Linked DNA regions of Homo sapiens: all the other regions are linked to region 1. The links are chromatin contacts, found by Hi-C or POLR2A ChIA-PET in ENCODE. All regions are on one chromosome and are shown on one strand. Each heading gives the region's core, a stretch centred on a gene start or an enhancer-like site at or near the end of the contact. The rest is flanking DNA. Distances are from core to core; before and after follow the strand shown.

What was found. Hi-C counts contacts between places; a loop is a spot of excess contacts on that map. ChIA-PET counts read pairs that join two places held with the same protein, here RNA polymerase II (POLR2A). Pooled maps may share reads with other maps.
Region 2: a map of endothelial cell of umbilical vein shows a loop between it and region 1 (6-fold over the local background). The contact joins two enhancer-like sites. A Hi-C loop is called at or near these places in 1 of 168 maps with a recorded cell type or tissue (endothelial cell of umbilical vein), 6 of 37 single-sample maps with no recorded cell type and 7 of 50 pooled maps. POLR2A ChIA-PET finds 5 or more read pairs at or near these places in 2 of 52 experiments (activated B cell and activated CD4-positive, alpha-beta T cell).
Region 3: a loop to region 1 is called in a map of endothelial cell of umbilical vein, with 5 times the contacts of the local background. The contact joins two enhancer-like sites. A Hi-C loop is called at or near these places in 9 of 168 maps with a recorded cell type or tissue (GM12878, K562, astrocyte of the cerebellum and 5 more), 14 of 37 single-sample maps with no recorded cell type and 14 of 50 pooled maps. POLR2A ChIA-PET finds 5 or more read pairs at or near these places in 5 of 52 experiments (BJ, OCI-LY7, RWPE1 and 2 more).

What each region holds. Positions count from the first base shown.
Region 1 is chr1:234,742,586-234,745,370 of GRCh38, reverse strand. No RefSeq gene overlaps it. Among named protein-coding and RNA genes, the nearest start is that of LINC02961, 16 kb to the left of the region's middle. Within about 2 kb of position 1,425, at least 6 of the 41 ENCODE cell types and tissues checked have a DNase peak (open chromatin) inside an H3K27ac peak, as active enhancers do; they include ovary, where a contact is called at or near this core.
Region 2 is chr1:234,893,127-234,895,948 of GRCh38, reverse strand. No RefSeq gene overlaps it. Among named protein-coding and RNA genes, the nearest start is that of LINC02971, 63 kb to the left of the region's middle. Within about 2 kb of position 1,513, at least 4 of the 41 ENCODE cell types and tissues checked have a DNase peak (open chromatin) inside an H3K27ac peak, as active enhancers do.
Region 3 is chr1:234,497,609-234,500,742 of GRCh38, reverse strand. No RefSeq gene overlaps it. Among named protein-coding and RNA genes, the nearest start is that of TARBP1, 20 kb to the right of the region's middle. RefSeq lists enhancers at 692-781, 1,192-1,241, 1,282-1,331, 1,326-1,620. Within about 2 kb of position 1,487, at least 35 of the 41 ENCODE cell types and tissues checked have a DNase peak (open chromatin) inside an H3K27ac peak, as active enhancers do; they include ovary, where a contact is called at or near this core.

The DNA of each region.
Region 1 (2,785 bases), core at 176-2,675:
ACAGGAATACAATACGCGGGAGAGAAAACCTTCCCTCCCCTTTTCCTCAGGCACCTGGCTGGTTCAGGCTCCAGTGGCTTGGTTTTGTCGCTGGTGTTGTTAGTTTCCCCCAGCATCCCCATTCATTTTCCAGAATCCTCTGTCCCTCATTGTAGTTTTGTATTTGCAGATACAATCTAGGAAACAATTCAGATGGGAAAAGAAATCTTTTCATGAGAAAGGATAGTAAAATTAACAGAAAGCTGGTTAAACTTACAATTTCCTCAAGTATTGAGAATAAACATGAATCCATGAGAATAAAAACTCAGTATGGATTTGTCCACAACGCTTAGGAGGAACATGTTAGAAGTGCCACATGCAGGCCAGGCGTGGTGGCTCACGCCTGTAATCCCAGCATTTTGGGAGGCCGAGGCAGGAGGATCAAGAGGTCAGGAGATCAAGATCATCCTGGCTAACACGGTGAAACCCTGTCTCTACTAAAAAAAATACAAAAAATTAGCCGGGTGTGGTGGCATAAGCCTGTAGTCCCAGCTACTCGGGAGGCTGAGGCAGGAGAATCGCTTGAACCCGGGAGGTGGAGCTTTCAGTGAGCCGAGACGCACCACTGCACTCCAGCCTGGGTGACAGAGCGAGACTCTGTCTCAAAAAAAAAAAAAAAGAAAAAGAAAAAGAAAGAAAAAGAAATGCCACATGCATGTAAGAGTCCAGGCAGGGTGGTCAAACTGTCAGATGCGCAACATTCGAGGGGCAAAAAGGATGAAATAAGATGCTCTCTAAACGCATGAGCAAGACCAGCTGTCAAAGCACTGGCGCCTTTATTCACACATTTTGTAAACCTCAGGTAGACAGGAGACAGCAGTAAGTACGTGACCTCAGCGCGTGATCCTCATTCAAACTGGAATTCGAGTATCACTGGTCTCAGCTGCAGACATTTCAGAGTGGGTCCATTTGCTCTTAGGAACTTCCAGGGCACCCCAGCACCACTTGTTTTTGCCTTTGTCTTTGCTTTCCTTCCCCACATCCCTACAAAACCAAACAGACTTGCTCTCCCAGCTTCACAAAGAGAAACGGATTCCAAGAGGAAATCACTTCACAGCAAGTGAGCCCTGGGAAGAATTAAAGACTGAGGAGCCCTTGTAATGAGATTAAGGGAAAAATGCTTTTGTGCATCCAACTCAGACCCGTCCTCAGTATGCAGGACGCGAGTGGTGCCAAAACAAACATGGGTATTGTTTTGGGAAGGAAAAGGTTAACAAGCTATGAAAACAAAATTAGAGATATTTTCAAAGCATGACCCTCAGCAGAATGAGTAGAATGCAGTCTACCCAGGCAGCAGCATTCCCTCCTCACTTGACATTTATCCTGCAGCTTGTGGGGGAGCAGCTTCGGCTGTTATGTTCCCAACGGATGAGGAGGGAGCTGCACTCCTTGCGGCGGAGAAGCCGCATCCACTGGGCAGAGGCATAAAAGCTTGGGTCCAGGGGAAAAAGACATCGAGCTCCTTGGCGCCTTCTTAGAGAGGAGCTTAGAAAAAATTCTCTGTGGATCTTGCAGAGCTTGAAACATACGCTTTCATCTTCCCTCTGGCAAAAGCACTTAGCCTGGAATTGGAAATTCCGAGTTTGTTTCCAGATTTGGTCTCAGACTGGCCCTGAACACAAGAGCTGTGTCTCAGTTTCCTCATTCTGTCCATTCAGGTTTATTGGATGCCCACTGTGTACCAGGCTGAGGGCTTCCTGCTGTGGCTCTATAGTGGAAGGGCTTATCCTTGTCTTGACGGGACTCAAGCTCTTGTGAGGAAACAGATATGCAAAGAGATAATTATTACTGCAGTATAGAATGCATATACATGTAATGTTTATCAAATGGAACAGCTTTTAATTGGTTCACAAATCTAGCAGTAATGTGGCCAATGTCAGTGGACATCTGATACACAAGTAGAGTGTGTGTGTGTGTGTGTGTGTGTGTGTGATCGGACACCCAGTACCCTTCCTGGTTCTTTAAGAGCCTGTGAGAGCCCCTGTCCATGTCCTAAGCCTGATTACGGTGACAGAGACTGTCGCTTGGCCGTAGAGTTGGAGCCACAACGATGACATGGTATGTGACAGAGCCGAGATGAAGGAATAGGGAATGGTTCCTTGCTACTCTTCATCCAAAAAAGATTGCTAGTGCCCACGAGTGCCCGGGCTGTCTTAGTTTAATTCCATGCACACAGACTCCAGCATTTAACCATCAGAGTCAGAGATGTTTTATAAACAGAGTCACGAGCCCTAGCAAGAGAGAGAAGCAGGTCAGAGCGTTGAGGTGTCTGCGCAGGTTTTATGAGAAGGCACCCCGTTTTCTCCAACAAGACTCAAAATCTTGTTTGTTGCATTCAAGTCTCAGCTCTTCCAGGGTCTTCCGGCATCATTCTTGGCATTTTAGATGAACTTTCTGAACTTGGCTCAGAATGAGGTGGTGAAGCTTATTTCCAACGTCTTTGTGATTATTTCATACTTGACACCTCACATCCCTGGCTGGAGATCTCCCAAGATCTGAATTGACGGGTTTCATTTCCATGCATCTCAAAGTAGACATACTAAACGGAAGTGCACGGGGTGGCTTGGGCTCAGAGAGGACGGGCTGCGGGCGGTGACCTACCTAAAATTCTTGCTCCAATTATTGAAATATAGCCACGTCGTTTTTCTGAGACTTGTGATAATTAGCCAAGAAATTTGCTGACACTTAAAAGTAAATTTGGTATGAGCAGGTATTACAGAAAAACAATTCTACTGCCCATTCCTTC
Region 2 (2,822 bases), core at 264-2,763, 150 kb before region 1:
AGCAGTCCCGGATGTCCACGATTCCTGAGTGTGCACAGCAGATCAGGTACTCTGAATGCAGAGTTCATGATTAGGTGAAGTCACATGGGCTATTCCTTTTCTTTGTTTTTTCCTTTTAGAGACAGGATCTCATACTCTCTCCCAGGTTGAAGTGCAGTGGCACAATCATAGCTCACCGCAGCCTTGATCCTCCTGCCTCAGCCTCCAAGTAGCTAAGACTGCAGGCATGGGCCACTGTACTTGGCTAATTTTCTTACTATTTTTTTTGTAGAGATGAGGTCTCACTATATTGCCCAGGCTGTTCTCAAATTCCTGGGCTCAAGTGATCCTCCCATCTTAGCCTCCCAAACTGTTGGGATTACAGGCATGAGCCACCATGCCCAGCCCACATGGGCTATTGTTAAACATGAAGCAGAAGAGTATAATAAACATTTAAAATCTCCTAGATTCTTTTCAGCATGATGATAGTTTTTAAAAATTTTATCAAAACTTGTTTTGGGCATGCTTTTTATTATGGTGAAAAATACATAGTGTTAAATTGACCTCTTTCTGTCTGTCTGTCTGTCTGTCTGTCTGTCTTTCTTGAGACGGAGTCTCGCTCTGTCACCCAGGCTGGAGTGCAGTGGCGTGATCTCGGCTCATTGCAAGCTCTACCTCCCGGGTTCACGCCATTCTGCTGCTTCAGCCTCCCGAGTAGCTGGGACTACAGGCACCAGCCACCACGCCCGGCTAATTACTTGTATTTTTAGTGGAGAAGGGGCTTCACCATGTTAGCCAGGATGGTCTCGATCTCCTGACCTAGTGATCTGCCTATGCCTCGGCCTCCCAAAGTGCTGGGATTACAGGTGTGAGCCACTGTGCCCAGCCCATTTTCACCATTTTTAAGTGCATAGTTCTGGAACACTGAGTACATCCATGTTATTCTGCAACCATCACCACCATCCATCTCCAGAACGTTCTCATTTTCCCAAATGGAATGCTAACCCACTAAACGCCAACTTCCCTTCCCCACTTCCTGCAGCCCATGCTGACCACCATTTCTTCTATTGAAACTTTTGTTGAGACCAGAGGACCCTTCTAGCAGATAGGAGAAAGTGTTTCCATGACCTCCTCCTTCAACAATATATTTAAGAATACTTTTTAAAAATATGTTGGACTTTTGTTTCACCTCTCAGATGCAGACACTAAATAAAGCCATGAACACATGTGGACATATGTGGCCCCTCTGGAATAATTGTACATGCCTTTATATTGCCCTTGCTGAAAAGAGCAATATAATGTTTATAAAAGAACACTTACAAAGAAGAAAGACTTGGACCAAACCACCGTCTTCCTGAGTTGTTGACAGCTGTTATTCAGTGGAAACCTCAGTGGAAACAAAGAAATATTGCAGCATTGTTTGAACATGAACATTTGAAGTGGCTTCCTTCCAAAGCTTGGCTGATTTAGGTACCTGGGATCTGTGGCCAAAGCCTCCTGTACTGTCTTGATTTCTTTCCTATAGCTATTGTTGACGCAGCTGTGGAAAAGTCTGGTGTGTATCCTGAATCGGCAATTGCTTCCACTTGCTTAGAGTCAACTATTTCTAGGTTATGTCACTGAGTCTTCCCGAACTGTGGACTGTTCCATTTACAGGGCTTTTGCTGTATTGAGGAAAGGCAAGCTTTTCACCATGGAGGAGATTCGCCAGGTGTTCTCAGAATCTTAGGGGCAGTAGCAGCCAATGTATAGATTTCAATGGACAACCATTGAAATGTGAAGGTGGGAAGAGTCTAGAGCATTTAAGAGAAACAGACAGTGTTTTGTTTGTTTGTTTGTTTGTTTGTTTGTTTGTTTTTTGTTTTTTCCCCCCAGGAAGGGTGGTACTTCCACATCATCATTTTTCTTCTTTTAAAAATTTGTGGCAATGCAGCTTAGCCTATTTTGAGGCCTGAACGTCCTTCTGTAGGCCTGCCCGCCTAGTCCTGGTGCTGACTCACCATGGGCCCTGCTGAGTCATTTCACAGCTCATTTCTTCCCCCCACCAATAACACGGGGTCAATAACGCCTGCCCTGGTTGTGAGACTCAAATGAGAAAACCTATGTGAAAGTGATTTGAAAATCATCAAGCACTTTCCACGTGTACTGTGGGGGCCCTTGCCATATGCTCCTTAGGACAGGCATGTCTGAGTGGGCTTGGGGTGGAAGCCCCCAACCGGGTGCCCCAGTGGTTAGGGGTGTGTGTTGGGGTAGTGATCTGCTTAGCCCTCTGGCTGTGAGCTGTCTCCCCCATTTATCTCCTACAAATATTATTTCCAAGTGGGCCATGACAAACGACAAAAATAGTCAGGAAGCCTGACGGAGAAGGGCTGGCGGGCATTGGTAGGAACAGCTAGAGAGTCCTGGGCCAGGGATCCCACAATACACTCTTTCCAGTTGTCCAGCTCAAATGTCACTTCCTCCAGGAAGTCTTCCGTCAGTCCCCAGGGCACCTGGCCTCCACACTGCCCATCCTGCATTGGGCTTGCTCCTTTAACTGTCTCCTGTGTAGACTGTGGATTCCACGAGGACGAGGACAGTTGTCCACCTTAATCCCTGTTCCTGGCACACAGAAGGCCCTTAAATGAAAGGGTGGACACCCTCCTAAGCACCCTTGTGGGTATGCAGTCTTTATATAGATTTATAACTATGTCCTTTCTTAAGATTAGTTGAAGAATAAGTTTTGGCAGAAAACAAACAAATGAAAGTGGGATTATTTACAGTCTGTTTTCTCAAAATGTGGCCCAGGAACCAGCAGCAGGGGCATCCCCTGGAAGTTTGTTATAAATGTCCAATTTCAGGCC
Region 3 (3,134 bases), core at 238-2,737, 240 kb after region 1:
GTCTTTCTCTGACTTCTTTTTCAGCTTCAGCTTTTGATTTCAGGCACATTCACACTTGTTTAGCTTTCAACTTACAGAGAATGCTGGAAAAGAGATTCATGCATTATTTAGAGCATTCGTCTAAATGCCCTCCCAGATCCCTTCTAACTCCATGAGGTCCCATGAGTCTGTGAAATGCATGGGCAAAGGAAGAGGAACTGAGGCTTTGAAATCAGATATACCTAGTTCCAATTCCTAGTTCTCAAGTTTACTAGTTGTGTGACTTTGGGTGAGCTGCTTAACCTCATAGGAGCCTAGAGTCCTCATCTAAAAACCTGGGCCAGTGCCAACTACCAAGCCATGACTGTGAGGATTAAATGAGACATCACTTCCATAAAAACACGGAACAGAGTGTGAGGCATACAGCAGGTGCCAAGGTAGATATTAGATCCTGCTTTTCATTATTGGTGCAAGTTTCTGATGGGTCAAACATGCAGGCTGTTGTATATTTGAATATTGCTTCAGTCTTCACTTCCACGGTTTTATTTCAAAAAGAGAAAGAAGGAAGGAAATAAACAGAAACTGTCAGAGGCCCTTCGGAAATCATCACTCATCCATTGAAATGTGCTTTCCATTCAAAAACTACCTTATTAATTATTCATTGCTTTTGGAACTGAAAATGAGAACAGAGCTTAAGACCCAGAGTTGGACAAGAACAGTGTTCCAACTGCTTGATTTCTGTCATTTCCTGGTTTCTACGCAGTACCTCCCAAAATCTGAGATTTGCAGTTTTGGGAGTCGAGAGAACTTTAGGCTTGATGATCAGTCAGGTTTAGTCAGGTTTAGCCAATGCCCTGGAATGACTGTTCTCTTTACTTTCATTTCCACTCCCGGCACCGCATTTCTGGGGGATTATTTCACTGCATGGGTGGCCCGAGTCCCTTGGCCTTCAGCCTTATGGCTCATTCCACCGCTCTGGGCAAGCCATAACCACCCGAACATGCAAGTCTTTCTTTTGTGCCCCAGTGGCATGAGTAACATCATTAACTCTTCAGGGCCGAGGTTTGGGATTAGGTAAAAATCTTACATCCCCCCGTGTTTGCAGTCAGAACACCAGAGTAACAACAGGGTGTTTGCGGGGCTTGTTTTCACGCCAGAAATGAGGTTGCCCTAACACACAATCCTTAAGATGTTTTTTCCCTAACGATTGTCTTCACCAGGATCGTGGGTTACAAAATGGAAGCTCAGTGCTTCCTGCTTCGAGTTCCAGTAGAACAAACATGCAAGAGACTCCTCGGCTTGGAAACTCTTCAAACCAGGGAAGGGCTGCTGATGTGTCCCCAGGAGGGGAAGGGCAGGAGGAGCACAGTTGTGCAGGGGGGTGTTTCACATGCTTCTCTAAAGAAGAGCTTCCTAAAGTGTAAAAAGGCTGGGGAAAGACACATTTCCCAAGGCCTGGGGCCAGTGCGGGGACAAACGCGAGGCTGGCGCACGTGCATTGCGGGTTCCGCGCGCCATCTGGTGGCTTCGGGCTGACATTGGGCGCACCATCCGGGCTTTTACCCCATTGACAGACCTCATAGAAGGAACCCATTGCGGGCGATAAAGTTCTGCTGGAAGTGATCACCAGGGCCCCCAAAGGAAGACACCGAGGGCCAGATGTTCCGAATTCCACTCCTTATTCTACAACTGGATACTGAAAGCCTCAGGTTCTCTTTGACAAGGGGGCACTGATCCTTCCTTCAGGACCAGCCTTCCTATCACACAGCAACATAAGCACTCGGCTCTGGGCAGTGTGGCCCCTCTGTGCCTTGCTTTCCACATCATGACGCCACATGACGGGCCACAGGAGTCTTCCCTTCGCCCCTACCTGGAACGCGTGTATTCCCTTCCAGCCTTGTGAATCCCACAGTTCTCAAGGCTCAGTCCACAGGCATCTTTATATCCTTAGAATATTTGCCTCATATTTTGTTCATACTAGTGTTTCCAAAGTGTGTTCCAAGAATGATGGTGTTATTAATCAGAATTGTATCTCTTTTTGAAAAGGCATTCAAAGTTTGGGAAAGTCAGGGTTACGCAAAGGTTAAACAGACCTGATTGCAGGATATCTCAGGAGCATGACACATACTGAGAATGTAGTGGATTTCTAAGAAGGAACTACAGTTTGCTATAGTTTCTAAACTTGTTTGACATCAAAACCTTCCTCCTATCTCCACCTTTGAAATGTATCTTGCAAATATTGCATCTAATAAAACAATTTTAAGGAAAAATAGCATCCTGTTCACTTGACCCAAGATTATGTAGCTGTCTTTTTAAAACTGGAAGACATCTGCATTCGTTTGCTAGGGCTATTATATTGCCTCACGGTTGTGGATGCTGAAGATCCAAGGCCAATGTGTTGGCAGGGTTGGTTTCTTCTGAGGCCCCTCTCCTTGGCTTATAGATGGTCGTCTTCTCTCTGTGTTACCACATGGTCTTCCCTCTGTGCCTATCTGTGTCCTAGTTGCCTTCTCTTTTCTTCATTGTTTCTTCTTCTTCTCCTTCTTCTTTTTTTTTTTTTTTTTTTTGAGATGGGGGTCTCACTATGTTGCCCAGGCTGGTCTCAAACTCCTGAGCTCAAGTGATCCTTCTGCCTCAGCCTCCCAAAGTGCTGAGATTACAGGAATGAGCCACTGTGCCCAGTCCTAATTTTCTCTTCTTATAAGGACATCGGTCATATTGGGTTAGGACCCACCAACATGACCTCATTTTACCTTAATCACCCTTTTAATGTCCCTATGTCCAACTACAGTTACATTCAGAGGTACTAGGGGTTAGGACTTTAACAAAGGAATTTTGGGGAGCCACAATTCAGCCCGTAACAACATCTTATTGTTGCATCTGTAGGGTAAAATGTATGCTTCAATGGAAAATTATGCATTGTTTAGAGCAGGGTTGGCAAACTACAACCAGTGAGCCAGATCCAGCTGGCCACCTGTGTTTGTAAATAAAGTTTATTGGCACACAGCAGCATTCACCCTTCACATATTGTCTAAGATTACTTGCATGTTCACTGACAGTTGAGTATCTGTACAAAAACCATATGGCTTGCAAAACCAAAAACATTTACAATCTAGCCCTTTATAGGAAAAGGTCTAGAACCCACCCACCCACCC